2 separate regions of the Homo sapiens genome follow, and region 2 is linked to region 1. A link is an interaction called in ENCODE POLR2A ChIA-PET data of the cell type or tissue named here. Cell type or tissue: A673. All regions are shown on one strand.

Evidence for each region. Peaks named below come from ENCODE experiments on the same cell type or tissue, not always from the same donor. Only the 100,000 strongest peaks of a DNase experiment are listed, where the experiment ranks them.
Region 2: POLR2A ChIA-PET joins it to region 1 with 19 read pairs; 3 of 35 experiments call an interaction of 5 or more read pairs at or near these places.

What each region holds. Positions count from the first base shown.
Region 1 is chr16:24,868,438-24,873,437 of GRCh38, forward strand. SLC5A11 (solute carrier family 5 member 11) reads left to right here. Exons shown (of 17, transcript NM_001352248.3): 5 at 1,464-1,568; 6 at 3,723-3,782. Among named protein-coding and RNA genes, the nearest start is that of SLC5A11, 25 kb to the left of the region's middle. In A673, no CTCF peak of the experiment used is centred here; no DNase peak of the experiment used is centred here.
Region 2 is chr16:24,985,929-24,990,928 of GRCh38, forward strand. All of the region lies in intron 1 of ARHGAP17 (Rho GTPase activating protein 17), which reads right to left. Among named protein-coding and RNA genes, the nearest start is that of ARHGAP17, 27 kb to the right of the region's middle. RefSeq lists an enhancer at 2,520-3,123. In A673, no CTCF peak of the experiment used is centred here; DNase peaks (open chromatin) are centred at 943 and 2,833; H3K4me3 peaks cover 2,846 bases; H3K27ac peaks cover 4,831 bases.

The DNA.
Region 1 (5,000 bases):
AAAAAAAAAAAATTAGCCGGGCGTGGTGGCGGGCGCCTGTAGTCCCAGCTACTCGGGAGGCTGAGGCAGGAGAATGGCATGAACCTGGGGGATGGAGCTTGCGGTGAGCTGAGATCACACCACTGCACTCCAGCCTGGGAGACAGCAAGACTCCGCCTCAAAAAAAAAAAAAAAGAGACTCACACTTCCCAATTTGAAAACTTACTACAACGCTACAGTAATCAAAAGAATATGATACTGACAGAAGGATAAACATGAAATCCATGAAATAGAATTTGATAAGAAGCAGAGACAGGAAAGTCAATAAGGAGGTAAAATGGCTCTTTCACAATTCTCTCTCCTCTCTTCTCTTCCTTCACCCTTCTCCTCCTCCTTTCCTTCCTCCTCCTCCTCTTTTTCTTCTTGCTCCCTCCTTTCCCCTCCTCACTGGATCTGCCTTTTTTTTTTTTTTTGAGACGGAGTCTCTGTCGTCCAGGCTGGAGTGCAGTGGTGCAATCTCGGCTCGTTGCAACCTCCACCTCCCGGGCTCGAGCGATTCTCCTGCCTCAGCCTCCTGAATAGCTGGGATTATAGGCATGTGTCACCACGCTCAGCTAACTTTTGTATTTTTAGTGGAGACGGGGTTTCACCATGTTGGCCAGGCTGGTCTGAAACTCCTGACCTCAAGTGATCCGCCTGCCTCAGCCTCCCAAGGTGCTGGGATTACAAACGTGAGCCAGAGCGCCCGGCTGGACCTGCCTTTCTTGCAGGTCTCATTCTCCCCTGTCTCTGAACTGGCAGTGATGAGCAGCACAGGGTGAAACATGCCTCCACACCACTCCCTCACCCCCAGCACACACACACCTCACTGGTTCAATATCTCCAGTCCAAGGGACCCGCAGAGACGGTGTCCCCGTTCCAAATTCCCAGGAAAGAGAATATAATTTGCTCAGCTTGGGCCAGGTACCCAGGCCTGTCCAGCCCAATCAGTTGAGACCAGGGAGACCAGGGATTGGCATCAGCAAGTACAGCACTAGCCATTTAGTGCTATACCAAGAAGACTATCTACTTTGATAAGTAAGAAGCAGATCTGGGGGAGTAACACAGGCTTCCTGATTCTCATCATGAATCACTTTCTACATTACCTGTCACCTTCTTTCCCGACCCCCGACCCCCGCAGGGATACTGCATATAGTTGTTGAAGCTGTGCACTGCACAACCCTACAGGGTGCAATCTGCATTTTAGGCCCTGTAGTCCTGAATATTTATTCTACCAATTTCTGACAGGTGGGCTCTGACCAAGTAAGAGTCTTGGGGAAGAAGAATCTCATTCTAATGTAAACAAAAATGCCAGATAGGCTAGGGGTGGCCCTGCCTTCCTCTACTTCTCTTCTCTGTCCCTTTGGAGCATGGAAATAATTGGGGGTGGGGAGCAGGTACCCTTGACTTTGTCTCCAAGATCTGACCCGTCCATCTCCCCACAGGTGGGTGCATCCTTGTTTGCCAGCAATGTTGGAAGTGGACATTTCATTGGCCTGGCAGGGTCAGGTGCTGCTACGGGCATTTCTGTATCAGCTTATGAACTTAATGTAAGTATTTTACCTAGGGCATAGATGACATCTTACCTCTACCTAACAGGTAGATCTCAGGGGAAAGTTGTGTGAATGCCCTGCACTTTAAAAATAGAATGGTGGGGCCAGGCGCGGTGGCTCACGCCTGTAATCTCAGCACTTTGGGAGGCCAAGGCAGGTGGATCACCTAAGGTCAGGAGTTCGAGACCAGCCTGGCCAACGTGGCGAAACCCCGTCTCTACTAAAAATACAAAAAATTAGCCGAGTGTAATGGCGGGCGCCGTAATCCCAGCTACTCGGGAGGCTGAGTTAGGAGAATCATCTGAACCCGGGAGGCGGAGGTTGCAGTGAGCAGAGATTGCACTACTGCGCGCCAGCCTGGGTGACAAGAGTGAAACTCCGTCCCCCTCCCCACAAAAAAACAAAACAAAACAAAACAAAAAAAACAAAAAAAAACACACACACACACACACACACAAACCCAAAAAACACAAAAAAAAAACAATAGTGGGTTGGGCGCGATGGCTCAGGCCTGTAATCCCAGCACTTTGGGAGGCCAAGGTGGGCGGATCTTTTGAGGTCAGGAGTTTGAGACCAGCCTGGCCAACATGGTGAGACTCCATCTCTACTAAAAATACAAAAATTAGCCAGGCTTGGTGGTGCATGCCTGTAATCCTAGCTACTCAGGAGGCTGAGGCAGGAGAATCACTTGAACCTGGGAGACAGAGGCTGCAGTGAGGTGAGATTGTAACACTGCACTTCAGCCTGGGCGACAGAGTGAGACTCTGTCTCACAAAAAAAAAAAAAAAAAAAAAAAGGGTGTGTGAAGAAGAGGGCTCAGATTCCTGTCCTAGAGATGCAGAAGAAAGATGGTGAAGACTGAAGCGTATTTCTGTGTACTTTAGACGTCAATCGGCCATCACAAAAATTTTACAGCTCAGTAGTTTTTGACTTTGTTTGCTACCTCTGAGATACTCAAGGGATAAGATACACTCTCGTATATAGCAGGGCTCATTTGGGATATGATTTTTACTGGGGTCAGGGCAGGGAGGGGATTATTAATAATGATCATTGCCTTCATAATGTCCAATATTTTTGGATGCTTATTCTATGCCAGGAACAGACTTTGATATGTTCCATATGCTATCACATTATAGGATTCATTTACAAATTAGACCCACACTGCCTGGGTTTACATTCTTGCTCCAACACGTATAAACTTCAGCAGCAAGTTGCTTTTTGTGTGACCTTGGGTGGCAAGTGTTATTTCTGCTTGTTTGTTTTGTTTTGTTTTGTTTTTTGAGACAGGGTCTCGCTCTGTCGCCCAAGCTGGAGTGCAGTGGTGTGGTCATGGCTCACTGCAACCTCCACCTCTCAGGCTCAAACCATCCTCCCACTTCAGCCTCCCAAGTAGCTGGGACCACAGGTGCACGCCACCATGCCTAGCTAATTTTCATATTTTTTTGTAGAGACGGGAATTTCACTATGTTGCTCAGGTTGGTCTTAAACTCCTGGGTGCAAGCGATCCACTGGCTTCTGCCTGCCAAAGTGCTGGGATTACAGGCGTGACTCACCGCACCCAGCTGGGCAAGTTTCTTAACCTCTCTGAGCCTCATGTACATAATAGGCATATTAATGGTACCTGTTATGTAGAACCATTATGAGGGTCAAATGAATTAATGCTTGTAAAGGGTGCAGAGAGGCGCCTGGCATACAGTACTCATTAAGTATCATCTTCCTGATTTCCTTGCAACCACTTAGTGAGGCACTGATATGCCCATTTTCCAGGTGAGAAAAATGAGTCTCGGAGACCTGTGTTAACTCTTGTGGTCGTCTTTGAACCCAGATCTGCCTGCTGTCATGGTCTTGTTTTAATCACTGCTGAGGAGGGGAGGGGGCACAACTGGATGAAGTGATGACATGATGTTTAGGAGACACAGAACTAGGAAGCATCGCAAAGGCCTTCTTTTTCCACTCTCCTCTTCCTTCCCGAATCCATTCCCCATGTTAAAAAAGGAAATTTGAAGGCCAGCACAGGTGAACCACTCAGCGAGTAAGAGACTACACCAGAGGTGGAGTTCAGGCCAGGCTGCCTCAGGGCGCAGAGGGAAATCCAAATGGGTACCTTGTTGTGAGCTGGGGGCCAAGTCCTGACTGTGTTTTCTTGAGCAGGGCTTGTTTTCTGTGCTGATGTTGGCCTGGATCTTCCTACCCATCTACATTGCTGGTCAGGTGAGTCGGGGGACATTGGGATGCTGTAGAATTGAAAGATGCTTTGGGAATCTCAGCCCTGCAGTCCCTCCCTCATCCCGCCATCCCTCCCTCCTGCCCATGGTCATGTATTCGATTGCCACTCAGAGGCCCCAGTAAAGGGGAGGGATGATCCACAGGTGAGACAATGAGGAACCCAGTCCATAGCACTTCCTGCCAGTACCCAACATCCAAGGCACACAGAAGGCATTTGGAGGTTGGAAAAAATATGGACCCCAAAATTTTAAATACCAAAACACAAATGTAAAGCTCACAATCTCTTTTAAATGTTTAAATCACAACATGTTTCTGCTATATTTTTTTGAGACAGGGTCTGGCTTTGTCCCCAGGATGGAATGCAGTGGTGCAATCTTGGCTCACCTGGTCTCACCAGCCTCCCCAGCAGCTAGGACCACAGATGCAAGCCACCACACCCAGCTAATTTTTGCATTTTTTTTTTAGTAGAAAATACAAAAATCCTGCCATGTTACCCAGGCTGGTCTCGAACTCCTGGGCTCAAGTGATCTGCACACCTCAGCCTCCCAATCTGAGTAGCTGGACTTACAGGCATAAGCCACCATGCCCAGCCTATGTTTCTGCTTTTTGCTAAAAAATAAAAATAAAAGTATATAGCTTATGCCTGTAATCCTAGCACTTTGGGAGGCCAAGGCAGGCAGGTCACTTGAGCCTAGGAGTTCGAGACCAGGCTGGGCAACATGGTGAAAACCTGTCTCTACTAAAAAAATACAAAAATTAGCCAGATGTGGTGGCAGGTGCCTGTAGTCCCAGCTACTCGGGAGGCTGAAGTGGGAGAATTGCTTGAACCCAGGAGGTGGAGTAAAGTAAGCCAATATCACACTACTTAACTCCTGCCTGGGTGACAGAGTGGGACTCCGTCAGAAGGAAAGGAAAGGAAAGAAGGAAAGGAAAGGAAAGGGGAAAGGGGAAAAGGGAAAGGGAAAGGAGAAGAAGGAAGGAAGAGAGAAAGGAAGGAATGGAGAGAGGGAGGGAGGAAGGAAGGAAGGAAGGAAGGAAGGAAGGAAGGAAGGAAGGAAGGAAGGAAGGAAATAAATATAATGTACCCTGCAAGCCTTTAGAAAATCACAATGCTGGCTGGGCACAGTGGCTCAGGGCCATAATCTCAGCTCTTTGGGAGGCTGTGGTGGGAGGATTGCTTGAAGCCAGGAGTTTGAGACCAGC
Region 2 (5,000 bases), 120 kb after region 1:
CACCTCCCTTTTTATGCCTGTACATTAACCTATTCTGTGGATATACCATGTTCTACTTAACTGCACGAAAGCAAGGCAGCACCACCAAACCCTCCAGCCTCATATTCAATCTAATTGAACTGTGGACTGAAGACAGTTGAAGACCGTCAAACCTCCACATCACAAACGGTTCCTCCAAGGCTGTAGGGATCTACTTGAGCCTTCATAATAGCCAACAGTAGCAGCCATATTTGCTGGGTGCTTTCTATGCCCCAGACACTGGGCTGGCACTTACATCTACTCTAATTCTCACATCAACCCTATTGGGTAGGAACCACTATTTCCCCCATTTTACCTATAAGGAAAGTGAGGTCTTGAAAGGTAACTTGCCTAGGACCCCAGCACTAATAAGTGGGATTGTGGGATTCAAACCCAGAGGGCCTGACTAGCAAGGCCTACACTTAGTTTATCTAAACCAGGGGTCAGCAAACTATACCCGCAGGCTCAATCTAGCTCACCGCCCATTTTTTATGTTCAGAAAGCTCAGAAGAATGGTTATTTTAAAATGATTGGAAAAAAACAAAATAATAATATTTGGTAACACATGAAAATTTTATGAAATTCACATTTCAGTGTATTACAGAAGTTTCACTGGAACACAGCCAGGCTCATGCATTTGTGTGCTATCTATGGCTGCTTTTGAGCTTCAACAGCAGAACTGAGTTGTTGCGAAAGACATCACCGTATGACCTGCAGAGCTCAAAATATTTGTTATCCAGCCATTTACAGAAAATGCTGGCCAACCCCAGGTCTCTATTAGTAACTCTTGCAGGATGTGGTGCAAACCTTGATAGCTAACTTTTTAGAATCACTTTGAGGATGGGTGAGGCTGGGCTGGAGGTGTATTTTCTCTTCCTCGACATTCTGCCTCATAGGCAAGCAGCAGCTGCCAAAATGAACAGGGGTGGCTGCCTCTGATAATTCAGTCCAAATGCGGAGGCACAGCCCAGTGCTGGTGACACTGGTGACAGGAAGAAATCAGAAGTTATGTCCCTCCTGCACCTACGCACCTCCATCCACTCACCTCCTCAAAAACACTGAAGTATTTTAATCACTGTTTGCTTTCTGGTCTCTACTGATAAACATATTTCGGGACAAGACCTAAATAAACACAGTTCTCTACCCAAGAGTTCAGCAACAATAAACATTTCAGGCTTGCAGACCATACTGTCTCTATGTAATGACTCAGCTTGCCACTGCAGCACAAAAGCTGCCACAGACATTGTATAAATGAACGGACCTGGCTGTGCCCCAATAAACCTTTATTTATGGACACTGAAATGTGAATTTTGCCTAATTATCGTACGTCATGAACTACTGTTCCTCTTTTAATGTTTTCAAGTATTTAAAAATGCCAAAACCATTCTGAGCCTGCAGCAGCCGCATTTAGCCCACAGACCAGAGTTTGCTGACCCCTGATCTATGTACAAGTGAAGTCCATTTTCCCATGAAACTTCAATCCTTTTTAATCACTTCCCAAATCCAAATTCTTCTTACTCAGAAGGGGGATTTCTACGTTTTCCCAACTTGCATTTCAGAGGTTGAGAGACGCTGGCTTTTCAAGACTTTTGCCAAATTGCTCCTTTTCAATCCTTTCAGCCATTCTGGGGCCTTGAGAGCAGGGGCTCATCTTTCTACCACCAAGAGCACCCCCAACCCAAGGATGGCAAATATGTGGCCGAGGCGCCAACACTAGCATCAAACATCAATGGCTCCCACTGCCTCTGGGCTCACAGGGCTGTTGGTTTTTGGTTTACAATTTCACATGAGAGATCACTGTTCTGCTGGCTTTTACACTTGCACACTGACTGATACGTCAATTAAAATGAAAAAATGAAGCATGGAGAGAATTTTTAATGAGCTCATTTTCAATGCTAGTTACCAGGAAATATCTGACGCATTTTTGAGAAATAAGACAGACTGTGACTAATCTACCAAGGATCTGAATATTGTATGTAGGGTAACAACATAAACATTACTGCATGCAACATGATTTGTATTCACAGTGAAATTACAGAGCCCACCCAGGGCTAGGCAGTGGATTTCATTCTGCTGGGAATCTGATTTTGTGCAACACTGTCACCTCCCGTTACAAGTGTTTACAAAATCCACCTGAGCCTCTGAGCCCAGTTTGGATGCAATAGTTTGATTTCATAGTGAGCTGGAGGACTACTGAATGAGTTTTTACTGTTTTATCTCATTAGATTAGCTGTCGTCTTAGATTTCTGGGAAGGAATCTAAAATCTACTTAATTGGATTTTTAAAATAAACGACTCTCTGAAACTTTAAAAATGAAGCAATTTGTTATACCTGCCACAAAGCAGTTTAAAAGCCGTAAGAGAGTTTACAGAACTCTAAAGGGATGTTATTGGGAAAAAATTGTTCCCATGCCTAACACTGAAAAGAAAAAGGATACTTAACGGGGGGAAATGATTCAACAGAAAATATTTTGGCAATGACGTGGGAAAAATAGATCTAATAGTTCTATACTCTGCATTATTTCCCCAAATGATGGTATTTTGCCCATGTATTTACAGCTTCTCTAGGACAGGGTTATAACATTTAATTTTTACTTTAAATGACAATAAAAGCCTTCTCAATCTTAACTTAATCTTGATAATATTATTTGAATTCCAGTGACTAAGATGAACAGTTACATTTTACCCTAAATTGAATTGAGGTTTATCGTTTTCCTGCACATGTAAGCTTACCCACGCAGCGTTTTGTTCGGTCAGTTGGCTTTTTCCCCTCTGGCACATGAAATGGAATCTATTTGCTATCCCTGCTCTAACCACGTGGCCTGTCTCAAAGCTCCACCACCGATTCTTGCTTATAGCAAAATCTGAAAGAAATCTCCCTTCTGCCACCAACCACCTCAACGGCCTCTCAGGCATTCCAAGTGCCTTATTCCCCAGCCTGCTCCAGTCACTCATGGTACCTGCTTGGACCTGGAGGCAGCTGAGTTTGAGATTTTAAAACTCATTTAAGCAGGCAAAAATATGTGAGAAATATTTTGCAAAATATTGCAATGCAGACAGTACATCCACATAGAGCTACTGCCTAAGGGAAAGGAGCTCAGGAGGAGTCCAGTTTACTGCTCTGGTGAGGCAGCCAGAGGCTAGGAGGAGCTGAAAAGCCACACAAAAAGTCTAAAGCAAAAGTGCCCAAGGCCAGGCCACACAATGTCAGGGGCTCCCTCCACACCTGGGCTCTGACTCAGTGCTGTGACTGATGGCTGCTGGGGAGGTGCACAGCGTCTGAAGACAGGTTGTGCAGGCTCCCTTCCAAACTAGGTCAGCACATTTGGACTTTGACAAGCTCATCCCCATAAAAACAGGTTGTAAATGTTAAGTTCTCAGTCCAACTTACAAGGACTCATTTAGCTCACAGATTATCTAAGAGACAGCCCTGGCAGGGGCCTATTGAGTTTTCTGAGCCACTCAGAAAAATAGTAAAAATAAAAACTAGTGGAAAAAGATCTAGGAGGTAACAGTGGTTCTTAACCAGAGCTACACATGACAGTCCTGGAGGCTCTGAAAATAATACAGGTGATGCCACTTATATGAAATGGCCAGAAAACGGGAATCTATAGAGGCAGAAAGTAGATGAGTGGTTGGCTTTGGGGGTGGGGGGAATGGGGATTAACTGTAAAGAAGTATGAAGGCTCTCATTTGGGGTGACAAAAATGTTCTACAATTGGGTTGTGGTGATGGTTACACAACTCTGTAAATTTACTACAAATCATTGAGTTCTACACTTAAAATGAGACATTTTTTGAAATATGTCAGACACAGAAAGATATATACCACATGTTCTCATTCATATGTGGGAGCCAAAAAAAATAACGTCATAAAAGTAGAGAGTAGAATTGTGGTTATTAGAGGCTGGGAAGCATAGGGTGGAGGAGAGATAGGGAGAGGTTAATGGATAGGGATAAATAATTATAGCTAGATGGGAGGAATAAGTTCTAGTATTCTATAGCACTGTAGGGTGAATATGACTAACAATAACTTAGTGTGTATTTTCAAAAATCTAGAAGAGGATTTTGAATGTTCACAATACAGGCACAAACGTTCAAGGTGATGGATACGATAATTATGCTGATTTGATCATTACACATTGTAAACATATCAGAATATCACTCTATATCCCATAAATATGTACAAACATTGCAGCCAACTAAAGATAAAAGGGGAAAATGGGTAAATTTTATGATCTATAAAATATATCTCATAGGTTGGGCACAGTGGCTCATGCCTGTAATCCCGGCACTCTGGGAGGCCAAAGTGGGAGAATCACCTGAGTCCAGGAGTTCAAGACCAGCCTGGGCAAGACAGGGACACCTCCATCTATACAAAAAATAAAAAACTTAGCCAGGCATGGTGGTGCACACCTGTAGTCCCAGCTACTCAGAAGGTTGAAGTGGGAGGATTGTTTGAGCCCAGGAGGTCAAGACTTCAGTGAGCCACGATCGTGCCACTGCACTCCAGTCTGGGCATCAAAGCAAGATCTTGTCTCAAAAAAAAAAAAAATTAAAACAATTAGCTGGGCATGGTGGTGAGCACTTGTAGTCCAGCTACTTAGGAAGCTTAGGTAGGAGGGTCATTTGAGCCTGGGAAGTGGAGACTGCAGTGAGCCAAGATCACACCACTGCACTCCAGCCTGGGCAACAGAGTGAGACCATGTCCCCCACAAAAACACAAATACACACACACCCCTCATAAGGTTGTCAAAAATAATAATACTGATGCCTGGACCCCAACCTAAAACAAATGAATTAGAACCTCTGGAGGTGGGGCTTGGCTTTTTTTTTTTTTTTTTAGCTCCCCAGGCAATTCCCAAGCAAAGAGAACACTGAGAACTGCTGCAAGGAGAAGGTTCAGGTAGCAACAGCTGGCAGGTGGCAGAACGAGCAGCAGGACAGACTAGAAGGGTAGCAGCCATAATGCACTGCAGCACCA